Regions from separate parts of the Homo sapiens genome. Here region 2 is linked to region 1. A link is a contact called in ENCODE Hi-C data. All regions are on one chromosome and are shown on one strand. The core of a region is the stretch at or near the end of the contact, and the rest is flanking DNA. Distances in the headings are between cores, read along the strand shown.

The links. A loop is a pair of places that touch in the nucleus more often than their neighbours do. Pooled maps may share reads with other maps.
Region 2: a loop to region 1 is called in a map of cardiac septum, with 2.4 times the contacts of the local background. The contact joins the enhancer-like site here to the promoter of CDH11 in region 1. A Hi-C loop is called at or near these places in 1 of 168 maps with a recorded cell type or tissue (cardiac septum) and 6 of 50 pooled maps.

Annotation. Positions count from the first base shown.
Region 1 is chr16:65,119,361-65,127,290 of GRCh38, forward strand. It overlaps CDH11 (cadherin 11), which reads right to left and starts at 2,703. Exons shown (of 13, transcript NM_001797.4): 1 at 2,520-2,703.
Region 2 is chr16:65,246,171-65,254,100 of GRCh38, forward strand. LOC124903780 (a long non-coding RNA gene) reads left to right here. Exons shown (of 4, transcript XR_007065224.1): 2 at 5,554-5,699. Among named protein-coding and RNA genes, the nearest start is that of LINC02126, 74 kb to the left of the region's middle. Within about 2 kb of position 3,781, at least 10 of the 41 ENCODE cell types and tissues checked have a DNase peak (open chromatin) inside an H3K27ac peak, as active enhancers do.

The DNA of each region.
Region 1 (7,930 bases), core at 1,453-3,952:
AATTGCGCCATAACTATTTTTTTTAAATTTTCAAATTAACAAAAGATTGCATCTTAATTGAAAATAGAATTTAGGTTTCTAGTAATTTTACTGTCTGGTGTTCTGATAAGAATGCTGAACGTAATGAAAGTTCTGAAGTGCTATCAAGATGGTCCACTGCTTCAGTTAGAACTATTTTAAAAGCTTATTTTCCTAGGCAGCAATAAGCAGCCATTTGAATAAATCTACATGTCTGGGGCTCGCCAGATTATCCAGTCTCAATCCTTCCAAGGCCTGCCTTCATTCCCCCTTTCCCAGGGGTGAGGAGGGTGGTTTATTCTTTCAAACAATGTCATAAAATGCCCAGTTTATGCAGACTCTGAAGTAACAACTAAAATGATAGTAATAATTTTTATTAATAATAGTGCATGCCTGCAAGACATTTTAATGTCTTAATTTACAATGTTTCAAAAGTAAGATGTAAAGATAATCCTTACTCAAGCAAAGTTTCCTGGCCTTTCAGATGCCTTTCCCTGGTCTCTACTGAAAAGCACTCACATTCCTTTTGTACTAGGCTGGATTTCAGTTTTTCACAGAGGTTCGAATTCCAGAGCCCACTGGCCAACTCTAAAACTTGGAATCAGAGATTACATTTAAGGAACTTCAGTAGCTGGAGCCTCAGAGTGCTTCTCGTATTGGCCACAACTCTGTCCCTTTGTTTTGTAACTTTTTTTCCTTTGTCCTATTGGAAGAAGACCAGGCTCCCTGCAGCTAGGGTTGGGCAGTTAATATTTCTGTTCTGGTGTCTGCACCTACGTATTTGTAGGAAAAACAATTCCAGGATTAACGAAAAGAAGGTCAGTCCCTTCTCTTCTCTGCCAACATATTAGGCTCTAGCGCTCAGAGCCCAGCCTGGCAAATGTGCTCATGCGATGCTACAGGATCCTCGCTCCTGAGAACACATCTGCATCCCCATCCCCAGGAAATCCAGACACCCCGCAAAACCATCGACGTCTGCTGCAAGCCCAAGTGATGAGGAAATTGATCCGTCCTCTAGCCAGATTAATTATGGTAGCCTCCCTGTGATTAAAACGAAAACTTACTGCCTCATATTAAACCGATAGCCATGATTAGAAGAAGAAAATAAGAAAAGATTTCAGAGCGATCGTAGCACGATTTCTTTAGGGGGAGACGAAGGGGGAAGACTTTAGTGAAATCTATACCCTCATACAGCCGGGTTTCAAGAACAACCCCCCACTCCCATCCCTTAGGGATAACCCGTCGTCAGGCAGGGATGGTATTAAATAATTAAAAGATGCGATTTCTTAATAGCAGTGTGATGGCCCATGAAATTCCTACTGCATTATCAGCAAAAGCAACAGGGCTTCTTCTAGCACCTAGAAAACCTTTCACCCGGGAGAGGCAGGCGCGGCGAGCCCCGGGCGAAAGCAGGGCCTCGGCAAAAAAACGGACAAGGAAGCCGGACCCGCAAGCCTCCCCCGACCCCACTTTCTCTGGGGACTCCGCTTCACAGCGTGAGGCGGGCCCTCCTACAGTTCCTCTGGGTTGGGGAGGGGGGAGAAGGGAGCTCTCCTCGCCGTCCTCCCCATCTGGCCAGCTTCTCAGTGCTTCCCACCTCCCGGCTCGCGTTCCGGGGCAGAGCGCAGGGAGGGAGGCCGTGCGTGCCGGGAGCTAGAGAGGCTTGGCGCGCTCCGAGAAGCGGCGCAGGTTTCGGGAAGGTGTGGTTCTCAAAGTTAACGTTGACCCTGGCAGCTTTCGCCAATCCCAAGCCAGAGGCGAGCCCGAGTCTGGGCCGCTCATGGACCTACTCCTGCGCTGGTGGGAGCTTACAAACGGGCGCCAGAGCTCCCGCAGAGACTCGGGCTGGAGGGCTGTAGCGCACCGCAGCCTGCTGCCCCAGAACCACAGTCGGCGGCCCCAAACCCACGCTATTAAAGTGCGGGCAATCTCCTTCCGGAGCTGGGGTCTTTCCGTTTTCCCGGGCTTACCCGGCAGTCTCGACTGCAGGGACTAAGCCCCGGGGAGCTTTCGGCAGGGATCCGGGAGGATGGAGTAAGAACCCCGCAGAGCGCGGTCATGTCGCCGCTTTGGGGAAGCGGCGCAGGGCTGGCGGGCACCGCGCCGTGGGCGACTTTCCCCAGAGATATGACCGGGGACAGTCGGCGTGTCCGGAGGTCTGCTCTGCAGTCTCTTGCCCCAGCCAGGTACAAACCCCCTCTGCTGTGGCCTCGGCGCAGACCCCACAGGAGGCCGGAGCCAGGGAGAGTCGTGGAGCGCACATCTGAAGCCTCCGTCCCCTGCTTTGCCCGCGCCCACAGCTGGCTCCCTTCTCCCTTTCTGATTTTTAAACAAATCTCTCCCTCCCTTTTGCTTTGCGTTAGTGAAGCCTTCTCGACTCAGATACCACCGTCCCCCTCACCACCCCGCCCCGCCAAGACATTCTCTTCCTGAGAAAATCCTGCCCCCCATTCCAAGAAGCCCCAACCAGGCGAGAGGAAGGGACTGGCGGCGCACCTCACCTGGGGCCCTTGAGGGTGGACGCAACCTCCGAGCCGCCAGTCCCTGGCGCAGGGCAAGCGCTGCGGTGTCAGTCCCGGCCCCAGTCCCGGTCCCATTCACAAGTCAGCGGCGGCTGCGAGCGGCCCCCGCGGCATCTGCTCCTCGGCCCGCGACGCTCCCCTCAGCTGGCGGCGGCCGCGGAATGAGCCGCCGAGCGCGCTAGTGGCAGGAATGAGAAACCGGGGGGAGGTGGCGGGCGGGCAGGCGGGTGCGGGGCGGGGGGGGCGGGAGGAGGGAGGCTGCCGCTGTGAGGGAAGGAAAGGGCGGGGGCTGAGAGAAGCCGAGGCTGCGAGAGGCAGCGAGATGGGCCTCGCAGAGGCTGCGGGGGCCGACCCCGTCCGCGCCCCTCCCCCCAGGGGCCCAGAGATGCTAACCCCTGGATTCGTGGCCGCCCCTCCCGCCCCGTGGCGCGGCGCTCCGACTCCCTCAGGGCTCAGATGGAGTCTGGAGCGACTGAAGTTGGGCTCCAGGGACGCACAGCCAATCAGGGAGGGCGGCGGAGGGAAGCTGGAGAGGGGTTGGGAGCCCCCATTTTCCTCCTTCCCCCAAATCCGCTCCAGCTGGCCAGGCTGGGCTCTCGCCTGGCGGGCCGGGATGGTGGTTGGGGGAAGGTATCGTCCAAGTGAGGGAAGCAATTGGGAATTCGGGAGCGCGTTCTATTCTTTCTCACTCCACCACCCCACCTTCCAAAAATCCCTCAACGTTGGCGGCTCCTGCCCAGCCCCCACCCCTCTCAATCTCCCATCCCTTGCAAACTCTTCTGGTGGCTCTGGTGGTGAAGTCGGGCGGGGAGGGAGACTTAGGACTTGGGAAGAGCCCAGTCTCCGTTCTCTCTCAGCTCTCCTCTCGTCTAGTGCCCCCCACGCAACGCCTCGGAGAGGGGTGCGCGGGGAGCGCTTCGCCGGGGTCGGCCTCGCTCCAGCTTTTGGGAGGGTGCCTTGGCCCCTACCCCAGCCAGGTATCAGTGGCCCCCGCCGGTAGTGTCACTTGTTGCCACTCCCTCGCTACAGACCCGCCAGGGCCCGGTGGAGTGTGCGTTTCTACGGGAGAAAGGGCCTAATGGGGCGCAGCGCCGGAGTCCTAGCTCCTTCCTCCGCTGTTCCCCTCACTGACGACTCGCTACCGTGAGGGTTCCCCGGGCCTGCTTCCTGCCCTCCCTCCCCGAGTCGCCGGGAGAAAGGGCTGGCAGGGCCGGGGCTTAGGAATCACGCCAAGGACTGGGCGGGGCGCTCGCGGTACCGGGAACGGCGTGGGGATCCGCACACCCAGCAGGGAACAACCATGCCTGTGTGGGGACCCCTGGCTTGAACAAGTTTGCAGGGTGGGAGGTGGAGGCAAGAGAGGAGGCGGAGGAAGGTGGAGACGCCAGTGGGTGAAGGCTAAAAAGGAACCGCCTAGGGGGACGGGGATGAGGCTGGGAAAGGAGAAGAGATGGACCCGCGAAAAAGACGGGGAAGGAGGCTGCGGAGGGAAAGCTGGGCGCCACAGCCAAGCAGTTTGAAAGGGCTAGAGGGGAGGAGACGGGCCCAGGAGTTAACGGAAAAAGAGGCCGAAAACGGAAGAGAAAGCTTGGGATCCTGAGCGCATGGGGAAGGAACCCCAGTGCGGGGCTAAGGCAAGAGCGGCCGAGCCCTGCCCTCCAGCTCCTGGTCACCAGCCCGCGGGTCCCGAGCGCCCGCAGCCGCCCGGGTTTCCACACGGCTTGGGGAGACGCCCGCGGGGGCGGGTGCCGGCGAGGCTGCCCCGGGACCTACCCTCTTCGGCCTGCGCGCCCGCGTTTTTCTTGACGACTCCAGGATCCGGGTGGCGCTGCGTGCCTGCCCCCAGTCCGCGTCCTGCGCGGAGAGGATGCCTCTGTCACCCTCTGTGTGGACGTGGCCTTTGAACTCCTCATTCCTCCACTGCGGGGGAAGAGCTGTAAGTTTCCAGCTGCCCGGTTATCTTACTCCTCAGCCTTCCCCCCACCATAGGTGTCCAAGGTGATAGCCCCCTGGGTCTCCAGTAACCCCCCAACCTCGCACCACACTCTGCGCAAGGGACGCGCGAGGACATTGACTCCCGGTGCTTTCCTGTAGAGCGCCAGAGAGCAGATCGTGGTGCCTGCCACTCCTGCCTCCCCCTGTGGGTCCCTGGCCCTGAACCTTTTCAGAGCTCTACCCTGCTTCCTCTGTCTGCCTTTTTGGCCTCTGCTGTAACCCCTAAAACTTTGGGTACTTCCCAAGCCACCGCCGAAAGTCCCCACTCTAATGAGGCATGGTGATGGTAATAGGATGATCTGGTGGCGTCATTTCAGCTTATAAATGAAGTTACTTACACAGGAGAGGATGGACAAGGGGTCCGGCTTTCCCTCAGAGGTACTCGAGTTTTGCTCTTGTTTGGCTACAAACTATTGCCTGGATTTTCTCAACCCTTCCACGTGGTCCTAGAGGGAGTGTGAAGTCACGATCAATCTGATCATACATATATTATACAAAGATGCCCGGGATCTGTAATGATTAGGACATCTCTTGATCCATGAAGCAAGTTTCATAAACTCCCTTTTGGAAGCGTGTCCAAAGATGAACCTGGCCACATGTCAGCTGACATTAGCTGGACTTTGACCTCTCCTCTCTGTTCAGCATTTATCGAATCACAACAGTTGTTTTTATAGACCATCCCTTTAGTAATGGGTGCATCAGCCGATTTTAAAAAGTAAGTTAAAAACTGCTTGATAAGTTTCCACTGACACTACACACCTGAATCAGATGGAACCTAGTGTATAGCAGCAGTCAATAACCCTTTGCACAACCCAGCAAGTTAGGATTCTACTCAAGAGAACAGGAAACATGTTCACACAAAAACACACACCAGAATGTTCATAGCAGCCTTATTTATAATAGCCAAAATCTGGAAACAACACAAATACCCATCAACTGGTGAGCAGATAAACAAAAGAAACAACATAAATACCCATCAGCTGGTGAGTAGATAAAGAAAACAGGGTGTATCCATACCATGGAATATTGTTCAGCAATAAAAGGGGAAGAAATACTGATGTTTGCTACATCACGAATGAACTTCAAAAACATATGCTGAAAGCCAAATGAAAAACAACATATTGTATGATTTTCATTTATATGAAATGGCCATTTATATGAACTGGAAAGGCAAACTTATAGAAACATAAAGCCGTGGTTGCCCAGGGCTGAGGATTTGAACAGGAATTGACTGCAAATAGAACTTGAGGGAATTCTGTTGGGCAATCAAAATGCTCTAAAACTAGATAGTTGTGATGATTGCACAAATCTATAAATTTACTAAAATCATTGAATTGTAACCAAGAAAGAAAAAAAAATCCTTTCATATCTTTATTCCCAGAATATCTGTGACCTGCAGCTAATCCACAAGAGGAAACTTGGCAAAGCAGTTTCAGAGAAAAATATGTTAAAAAAAGATTTTTAGTTCTTATGGAAAGATAACCATATTTCTATTCAGCAAGTTCTATTTTGGCTGCTGCTTTGGAGAACCTTATAAGTTTTAAAGAAAGTTAATTCCCCCCTTTCACTCTTCTAAGTGATTAATTCCTGGGAACTAGAGTTAGGCATTCCAGTTCGTGACATTTTAAACACACCTACTCATAGACACAGTACAAAGTGCACATTTCAGAGGGGATTTTTTTATGACTGTGTTAGGATCTGTCTTAGAAATCCTTATCAAGCACTTGGGTGGAGTATTGTGTGATTACAGTTTAGATTTAAAAAAGTAAAAGAATAGAAAAAAAAAAAAAAAAGAACCCACTGACAGCTTAAATCGAAAGATTCAGTTCAGCCAGCCAGCCAGAAGTTTGGGTGTTTATCTTAACTTGCCTCACCTTTCCTTCACCTTGTTCTTCTTCAAGGGAGGAAGCCAGCCTTCACGGTTGCTCTGGAGCCAGGATTAAACAGCCCCTTCTGCTTCCTGCGGGTTCCAATCCAGAGAGATATGAGGCCCAAATGGGCCTTTTCTTGTCTTTGTCCTTGCCTGCACGAGGCTGTTAATTTCCTGTCAGTTCCTTCATCAAAGGTACCAGGCTGTCATTCCTTTGATGCGCCTCTCCTCAGACTCTGAAGATAGCCAGACCCTGCTGAGTCAGTTCCTTGTTTAGACTTAGAAGTTCCAGGCTCCCCAGGTCTTCTCAAAGCTTCCTGCTCTAGAGGCATCCTTTGGTAAATGGTGTAAAGAGTGATGCAAGATCCAAGCGGGGCGTTAGTTTCATCACATTGCAGTGGGCTCCAACCACGCCTTCCCCAGGCAGAGGAGGAAGTTAAGAAAGATGGAATGGGAATACCATTTCTGAATCAGACACTTCAGGAAGATATTCCCACAGCTGGATCTTTAGAGCAAGGTGGGAGGACCACAGGCCTTTGATCTGTCTGATTCCTGGCTCTGCCACTCCTTAGCGCCATAACTTTGGCTAAAGACTTTATCTCCTTGAGATATGCTTTCCAAATCTATACAATGGGCATTACTATCTGTGCCTAGATTGTGGTGGGGATTCAACATGCTCACATACCTAGAGCCAAAAGCACTAAGCTTGGAGCATAGGCTTCATAAGTGAAAGTTATTAATTACTATTATTAATTATGAGGCCTGATTATTATCACATTTTAAATGACCTGAGCAAGAAAAGAGACATGCTACAATTGTGAATTATAATAATTATAGAGATTAATCTTATCTTAGAACTGGTTATAAAACTGGCCAAGAATATTATGGCAGTTCAAAATTTCTGACACTGTAAATTGTCTAAATAAGGCTTGATTGAGGTCAGGTAGAATGAGATGTGCCAGGCTTGGGGGCTGAGGCTCTGAGTTCATATCTTAGATCCGCCACAAATTCATTGAGTCACCTTGGGAAAGTCATTTCCTTTCTCTGAGCCTCAGTTTCCCTAACTGCAAATAAGAGCTTACCTGAAATGAGCTCTGAAGAAGGTTTTTTCCAGAGTTTAAATCCTGGGCTTTTTAAGTGCTACTCATCATTTCATGTATTGAGACATCACATTGTACCCTATAAATATGTCCAATTTCTATGTATTGATTTGAAAAAATCAGAACATCTCAGAGATGCAATTCTCCTTTCCAACACTAGGAGCAATCAGCCAATCATCTCAGGCTAAGGTCTGACTCCAGGCAGCCCGTCTCTCAAACATACCCTTTTCAACTCTATCAATAACATCTGTCTTTCTCCTTCACTTAAAGTTCCCCAAGGGCAGGGGTGACACTTTTCTGGTTTATTTATGCATCCCTAACATCTAGCATGGTGCCTAACATGACATAAAGCATAGACATACAATATGCATTTTTGAATGAATTAATGTATTTGGGTGAATTAAAACCAATATATTGATCAAATA
Region 2 (7,930 bases), core at 2,531-5,030, 130 kb after region 1:
TATATGGCAGGCACTTTACTAGGTACCACGAGGGAAAGGGCAGAAATGAATTAGGTGAGTACCGCCTTCAAATTGCTTATAATCTCTTAAAAATGATAATATGTTCCCAAGGCAACATAGAGTAGCACATTACAATTAAGCTTCCAACTTTTGTATAGAAGAGAAAATTCACTTCCTGCAGGATGTTTTGAAAAGGCATGATGCAGGATGAGGTTTTGGAATGAGGCTTTGAAGGATGAGAGGGATTTTGAAATGTAGACCTACAGAAAAGATCATTTAAGGTTGAAATACCAAGCAAAACAGCAAACACAAAAGCCTGAAGGCTAGAAAAAAACACTAGATCTGATTCGATTTTGTTTTGTCGCCTAGAGTATAGGTGAATTTTTATCTTTACTAATTTGTTCATATTTTCCATTCATCATTTACCTATTCATTCATTCAAAAAAATGTCTATTGAGTGCTCCCTCTGTGACAGTCCCCAATTTAGGTCCTAGTTACAGACAGAGGAAATCACAATTATTTTGGTCCCACTTTTGGGAGGTTTTCAGTCTAGTGCATGAGATGGACTTCAGTCAGAAACTTACTCTCTCGGTTATATGATTGCAGGCTGAGGAAAGGGCTGTGAAGTAAGGAAGCAAGTATCATGAGGACAGATAACAGAGGGTCCTGACTTGGTGGCCTCCATAGGGAAAGAGACCTTGAGATGAGAGCTAGGAGAATGAGAACTTAATTGAATGTGGAAGGGTGGGTTGACGTGGGGACTGAAGATCCAAGCAGAAGGAATGGGCTATGCAAAGGCCCTGTGGAGAGAGGAGCAGATAAACAGCCATTGCCTACCTTATTTATCTTAGGAATTTAATTTTTCTTTAGTCCTGTCTGTAGCTTTAGGGCTGCCAAAACTGGGAGTTTTTCCTCATAGCAGTAGGTTCCAACTGGCTGCAAAATAAAATTACAATAAGGGGTGTGTGTGTCCTCCTTCAAGCTACCAACCTGTGACCCTTCTCTCAAAATTCTGTTTTAAATGTTCTGAAGTGTGGCCTGAGCATTGGTATTTTTTAAAGCTCCCCACGGTTTTCTAATATGTATGTGGATTTGAAATCACTATCAATCACCAAGCTACTAAGTGATCAGTTCACCCAAATCATGAATCAACTGCTAATCGGTTGAAAGTGGTTAACCCAGTTCTTGAATACAGTTTAGCGACTCAGAGGTGGGGAGAGAGAACTTGAAAATGCAGAGGCTGCCAACATCTCAGACTTGTTAAAACTTACCCGTTGCATCCAGTTTCGTACTTCTTGGCTATGTGCTCACCAAATGGACTTGACTATATTCTAAATTAAATCTCTAGAAGCTGGCCATCAATAAATAAGCATGATGCTTGACCTCTCTGGCTTTCCTAGGAAGAGAGAGTTACTTTCTTTTGTTTCCTGCAGGGCTTTGGGGTATCTGTCTTGGCACTTCTGCCTTTTAATTGCTCTGTTTCTTCCCCCATCCCACAAGGGACTCTTGACCCTTTAGTAATTAGAACCCTTCTTGGTCTTCCTTGTATACATTTCTAGAGCCCAGCACTAATGTCTGCATTTAGTAGGTGCTCATAAACTGTTGGAGAGGCATGCATTTCACAGAAGTCTGGTACATGCTATTTCGAACACCTGTACATCAGGGACACAATGCGTATTCCAAGTGAGCCATGGCTCACTGGGAGGTGCAGAGTTAGACAAAGACAGATCTGGGTGTATACTCTGACTCTACCCCTTACAAGCTGGGAGACTTTATGGTTACTTATCTACTTGGAACCTCAGTCTCCTCATCTGTTAAACAGATTTTAGGAGTAACTGGGAGATTTAAAAAGGCAAAGTATGTAAAACACTCTGTACTGGACTGGAAGTTAGTAGGTCTATAGCAAAATGGGTAGGTTGAATAGATAATAAAAAGAGGTGACCATTCCTAAATTCAGGAGGTGTCACATTGGTCTAAGTTGAGAATTTTCCAGATTCTAGCCTTACTCTCCCTCCAAGAAAATTTAGTCTCCAGCTGCATGTTCAGGAACACTCCTCCATACATTCTGTACTTCTGTTTATTCATCTATCTCCCCTCCTACCCAAGTCTTAACACAGGGACAGGCCTATTATAAATACTCAGTAACCATTTGGTGAACTAATATGTTTGCTTCATCTGTAAAGTGGTGGCAATACTACCTGCCTGATTGATGGAAAAGAGCTGTGTCCAGTGCCCACTTGAAAGCCTTCCAGCCCTGGGAGGATAGTGAGTGGGGGGTCACCCAACCTCCCTGAATGACAGTTTCCCATATGTGCAATGTGGACCATCTCTGTGGACTCTCCCTCCAGCTGCTGCACTATAGTTATTCAAGAGCTGTTCTTTCTATACCTGGTACTCTGGATCAGGCCCATGAAAAGGGGATGAAAGATAAATTATTTCTGGCTCCATCTACTGGGCCAGGGCTTCTTTTATGAAATTAATTTGAGCTCATCAGTCTGTTTATTTGTTCATTCATATACTCATTCACCCAGTATTTATTGAGAATCTGCAATGTAATGTTTATTCCACTACATCTTGTAAATACAAAGAGGAATACTGCATTGTCTCAGCTTTCAAAATGACAGAAATATATTGAGGAAGACAAAAACATGAACCCACAATTTTAATGAAAGAGCAGCTCCTGCTCTTGTTACAGCTGCACTGTGAATGTCTCCAGTGGGGCGGGCCATGTCCGTGGACTGGTTTTATCTGCTCCATTTCTGTGTTGTTTCAGTTGGTCAGAGGGTGCTGTCATCACAGGTAGAAAAGGGTAGAAATGCTACCAATCATCAGCAAACCTCCTCCTTCTAGTAAGGCTCCATCAACAGACATTAGCCTGCTTTAAGCTGAGCTCTACTATAGTACTGGGAGTGTCCCATCAGAGATTCTCCCAAGGTATAGTGACTGCCCTTGAGGGAGGAACCAAAGCCACTCTCATCTGAACAAGTGGAGTGTTATGGATTATAGACTAATGAGACCTTTCCAGGTAAAGTGCCACATTGAATAAATCTCGAAGAACTTTTTTTTTTTTTTTTGAGACGGCGTCTCACTCTGTTTCCCAGGCTGGAATGCGGTGGCGTGATCTCAGCTCACTGTAACCTTTGTCTCCCGGGTTCAAGTGATCCTCCTGCCTCAGCCTCCTGTGTAGCTGGGATTACAGGCATGTGCTACCATGTCTGGCTAATTTTTATACTTTTAGTAGACATGGAATTTCACCATGTTGGCCAGGCTGGTCTTGAATTCCTGGCCTCAAGTGATCTGCCCACCTCGGCCTACCAAAGTGCTGGGATAACAGGTGTGAGCCCCCACACCCAGCCAAATCTTGGAGAATGAAAAGATATTCTCAAGTTAAAAAAAAAAAAAAAGAATGGGAAGGAAAGTGGCATAAGGAAGTATCTTCAGTAGCACAGAGCATTCTGGGACAGATTAATACAGTTCTGTGTGCTAGCACATAGGATGAAGGTGTTGGAGGAACAGGAGTTAAAGTAAGAGAGTTAAGCAGGCACCAAATCCAAAAGGGATCCTGGCTCCTCCTGACCCTGAGTAGCTGGCTTGACAAAGACCAAGCCTCAGTCAGGAATCAGCAGCACTTTGGAAAGGAAGGAAAACAAAATTTGCATCCTGGGATCCATGCCCTCTCTCCCACGCTGGGCGAGTCCCAGGGCTGACTCTGGTCTATCTCCACAGCCTGATGTGGGCGTCGCCTTCACTGTTACAGATTTTCCCAGCTCCTTATCACAGATCCTGTTCTTGTTATAGCAACGCTGTGAATGTCTCCATTGGGGCAGGCCAGGCCCTTGGACTGGTTTTCTCTGCTCCACTTCTCAGTGTTGTTTCAGTTGGCCGGAGGGTGCTCTCATGACAGGCAGAAGAGGGCGGAAATGCTACTGATCGTCAGCAAACCACCTCCTCCCCCAGTAAGGCTTCATGAACAGACATTAGCCTGCTTTCAGCTGAGCTCTAAGAGTGGTGTTTTATTTTTCATGATCCTAGATGTGGAGAATGAATTGACAGGTAGCCAACCAGAGCAAACTACAAAGCCTTGAGATATAATGCCTCGTTACGGGCTTGTAGAGTCCCACAGACCTGGGTTCATATCCTGCCTCTGCTATTTCTTAGCTCTGTGTCTTTACAAATTAATGACATTCTTTGGTCCATAATTTCCTTATGTGTAAAATGAGGACTATTAACACCTGCCTTCTCAGCTTAGTTTGGAGATTCAAAGAGGCAAGCACTTAAAGCACCCTGGGAGCTGTCTGGCACATGGCAAGCACATAATACATGTTAATAATAATGATAATGATAATAGTAATCCAAAATAAAATGTAATCAATTTGACATACCACAAGTTCAATAGAAGCAAATACCTGATTTTTGTTTTGGCTGCCAAAAAATTACAGTGGGAGTTTGGACAAGGTATTAGACTTCCTCTTGCCTCTGTTTCCCTTCATAATACATGACAGGAGTAGATTTGATGAATTATCTATGAGCATTTTTAGTTCTGATAACCTGTGGTCCCTGGAACACAACTGAAGGCTGCATATACACCACTCTTCATCTAGATGACTGTCCTGTGAGGTTCCACATAAAAATACAGTTTCATTGTCTCTTATTAAGTATCCAGAGGGTTTGGATTAAATAAAAAATGACCCTTCTAAATTTTTTTTGAAAGCTTTCACACTAACAACTCTTCCCTCAGTTCGGCAGCATGCATATATGTGGGCGACCCCATCAGAGAATCCATTACATAGCACCATCAAGGATCTGAATAACCCCCTTAAAAGAAGGGGAGTTCTTGTTTCCTGTTTTCTCAGCCCCTGTCACATAGCATAACCCATGCTGAGTTATGTGCACATATTTACTATGCACATATTTATTAGCCAAATCAATAAAATAATGACTGAATGAGTCAATGGATGAATGAACACACCCATCTAATTGCTCCTAAGGTTTGCAATAGGCTCAGAGAGGATGTAAGTAAAAAATTTCCAGACACCTTAACACCTCAGAGGCAAGAGGAATTTCACGTTCATTCTCTTACGGTGCTGGGAAGCTCTCCACAATATACTAACAATACATGTCCATGTCAAGGGAAAGAGAACCCAGGGCCTCCCCAGACAATGTGTTTCATGTTTGGGCAATTGTAACTGTGTTAGAGTCTTTCCTTCTATTATTAAGCCTGAGTCTGTCTCATGCTACAATTAGAAGAAGTGCCAGGCACAGATATGTTTCATCTAGGGAGGTTAATTGGCCATACAGACAAAACCAGTGTGTGTGTGTGTGTGTGTGTGTGTGTGTGTGTGTGTGTAAGCGGCAATGTCATCTGATGGAGTCAGCAAAGTCCAAGGGATTGTCTTGTCTTTGGCCTTGTGATGACATCCACAGCTGGCCATACCTAGGAAATTAATTTATATCAACCAAGTTTACAGGATACCAATGTATAAACTTGATCATAATTTAGTCATTTGAACTGTAGAAACTTCTTTCTCCATGACCAATATGTACCTATTCTAGGCATGTGGAAAATCAACCGGAACTTCAGCTGGTGGCTTAATGAGATAATTTTGAGACCTGTTTCTCCTAGACTGTAAGAGGTAGATGAAATCCTCCACCACATCAGAGGACACCTCTCAGAGTATGGAATATAGTACATCCTCCAGGTCAGTGGCACTTCCACAGAAGAGACCCATTACATAAACTGCCATTAGTTTCCTTTTTCTGCTCGGGACCACGTTCTGTCTGTTGCAGGATATGGGAACTTTGTATATTCAGTGCAATATGGAATAAACAAGGTCCATGTTTCCCACCTTTTCTCACTGTATGACTGAGTTAAGTATCTGTTTCCAGTGATGGATCACCCTGTGGCTTGTGTTTAGATTTTAGATAGGTAAACACAGTTAGGTCATTCTCAGATACCCTGTTCATCCTGATAAACTCATACCTTCCCACATTCCTGCAGGCTCTCATTTTCTGACTTTCTCTTGGGTTGGGCATGTTTACATGTCACATGGATGACATCGCTCATTATTTGAGGATTTTATCGAGGTTTCTGTCAAAAAGAGGAGCAGAACCCATACAAGGGTTGATAATACTACTGGTCCCCTTCTCCACATTGACTTCATCTGCCATATAGATATTTCTTGGGCTCCACTGGAAGTAGGGATGTCCACATAACACAGTTCTGGATGATGAGTTGTGGGAAATGCTTCGCCCTTCCTCTCCCACAGTTTCATCTTCCGCTCAGTTCTAGAACTCTCAGCTGTGTCCATTTGGCTGAAGAGAAGGCATAGAACTTGAGTAAAGGAGGAGGGGGAATGCTCCAGAAATGCAGTAGCCAGGCCCTTCATTCCTGGAGCTGCCCAGGGTGCACAGCCACCTGGGTTCCTGGCTCAGCTGCCCCACTAAACTCTGTAGATTGTGCAGTATTATAGCCAAAAATAATTTAAGTCTACAGGATTTTGATGCAAGATGTCACCTGGAGCTTTCCAGGATTGTTCCTCCTGCCTTTGGGATTCTCCTTGCCTCTCCAAGGGAACTCAGCCTCAGTATCTTGAACATCTGAGCTTCTGTCTCTCCAGCTGCTGGAGTTGCAGGCTGGTGTGATCTGACCCCATCCTTTAAGAGAATAACTCGTCAGGTGCTTCTGTTGCTTGATTACTGGTAGAAGAGATGGATGCGCAAAATCACAGATCAGGAAATGTGTGTTGATCTGTGAACTTGACCAAAGCAAGTGGAAAGACGCAGTAGATAATTTCATTCTAACAAGCATAGGCACAACAAACAGAAAAATGCCTTTGAATTCTGAAGGCATACAACTTTAGCTTACAAGTCAGTGCAGTTTAGACAGTAGTCTTCGAAGACAGGTCAATTTGAGTTTGAATCTTGATTCTAACACTTCTTAGTTGTGAGACTGTGGGCTGTTTACTTAACTTCTCTAAGTCTCAGTTTCCCCATATGTTAAATGGAAATCATAGAATAATCTAATTCCTAATATTAAAATGAATTAAATAAAGCAATACGTGTAAAAGCACTTGGCAATGTGTCTGGAATCTAGAAACTGCATTATAAATGACAGCTATTGTTATGATCATTGAGCTATTAATGATTGTGAAGTTGTGTTGTTTATTAAGATATTAACAGTTATTAAGCCTAATTTTTTATATAGTACAGAAAGTTGAAATTTTATAACTCATATTTGATAATTAATGGTGGCAAGGCCCACAAGATTAGATGGGGAAAGTGGGTTGGTTCATCAATAGGTTATTAATACCAAGCGACAATGAGAAACTTTTTCACCATTGTTTGCTTGTTGGGCAAGATGTCAGGAGCTGATTTTTTTTGCAGCTCAGTTCCAGAACTCTCAGCTGTGTTTGTTTGGCTAGAGAGAAGGCACAGGGCTTGGAAAATGAGGAGAGGGGTATGCTCCAGAAATGCAGTAGCCAGGCCCCTCATTCCTGGAGCTGCCCAGGGTCCACAGCCACCTGGGTTCCTGGCTGGGCTGCTTCCCTGACTGCCATGAGGGATCTTGCTTTCCTGTTCTCTGTCTTAGACAGATAGAGCTGGAATGATTCTTAGAGATTATTTAATCACATTTCCCCAGAAGTGACACCCAGAGAAAAGATAGGATAAGCAGAAGTTATGCACACAATTACTCAAATTATTATTTTCTATGTTTTATTCCCTGGTTATTTTTTCTGCTGTCCACTAAATGCCTGACTACTGATGTGACCAATGCCTGCTATAAAATATGAAAATAGCTATTCAAAAGTAGGAGATGATTAATCCTGAGCCCCAATTTCCCGATGGAAGAACCAGAACAGTGTATGAGACTGGGTGTCTACCCTAACAATAACTCATACATACACTGGGACAAGAGATCCTGGTATTCTCC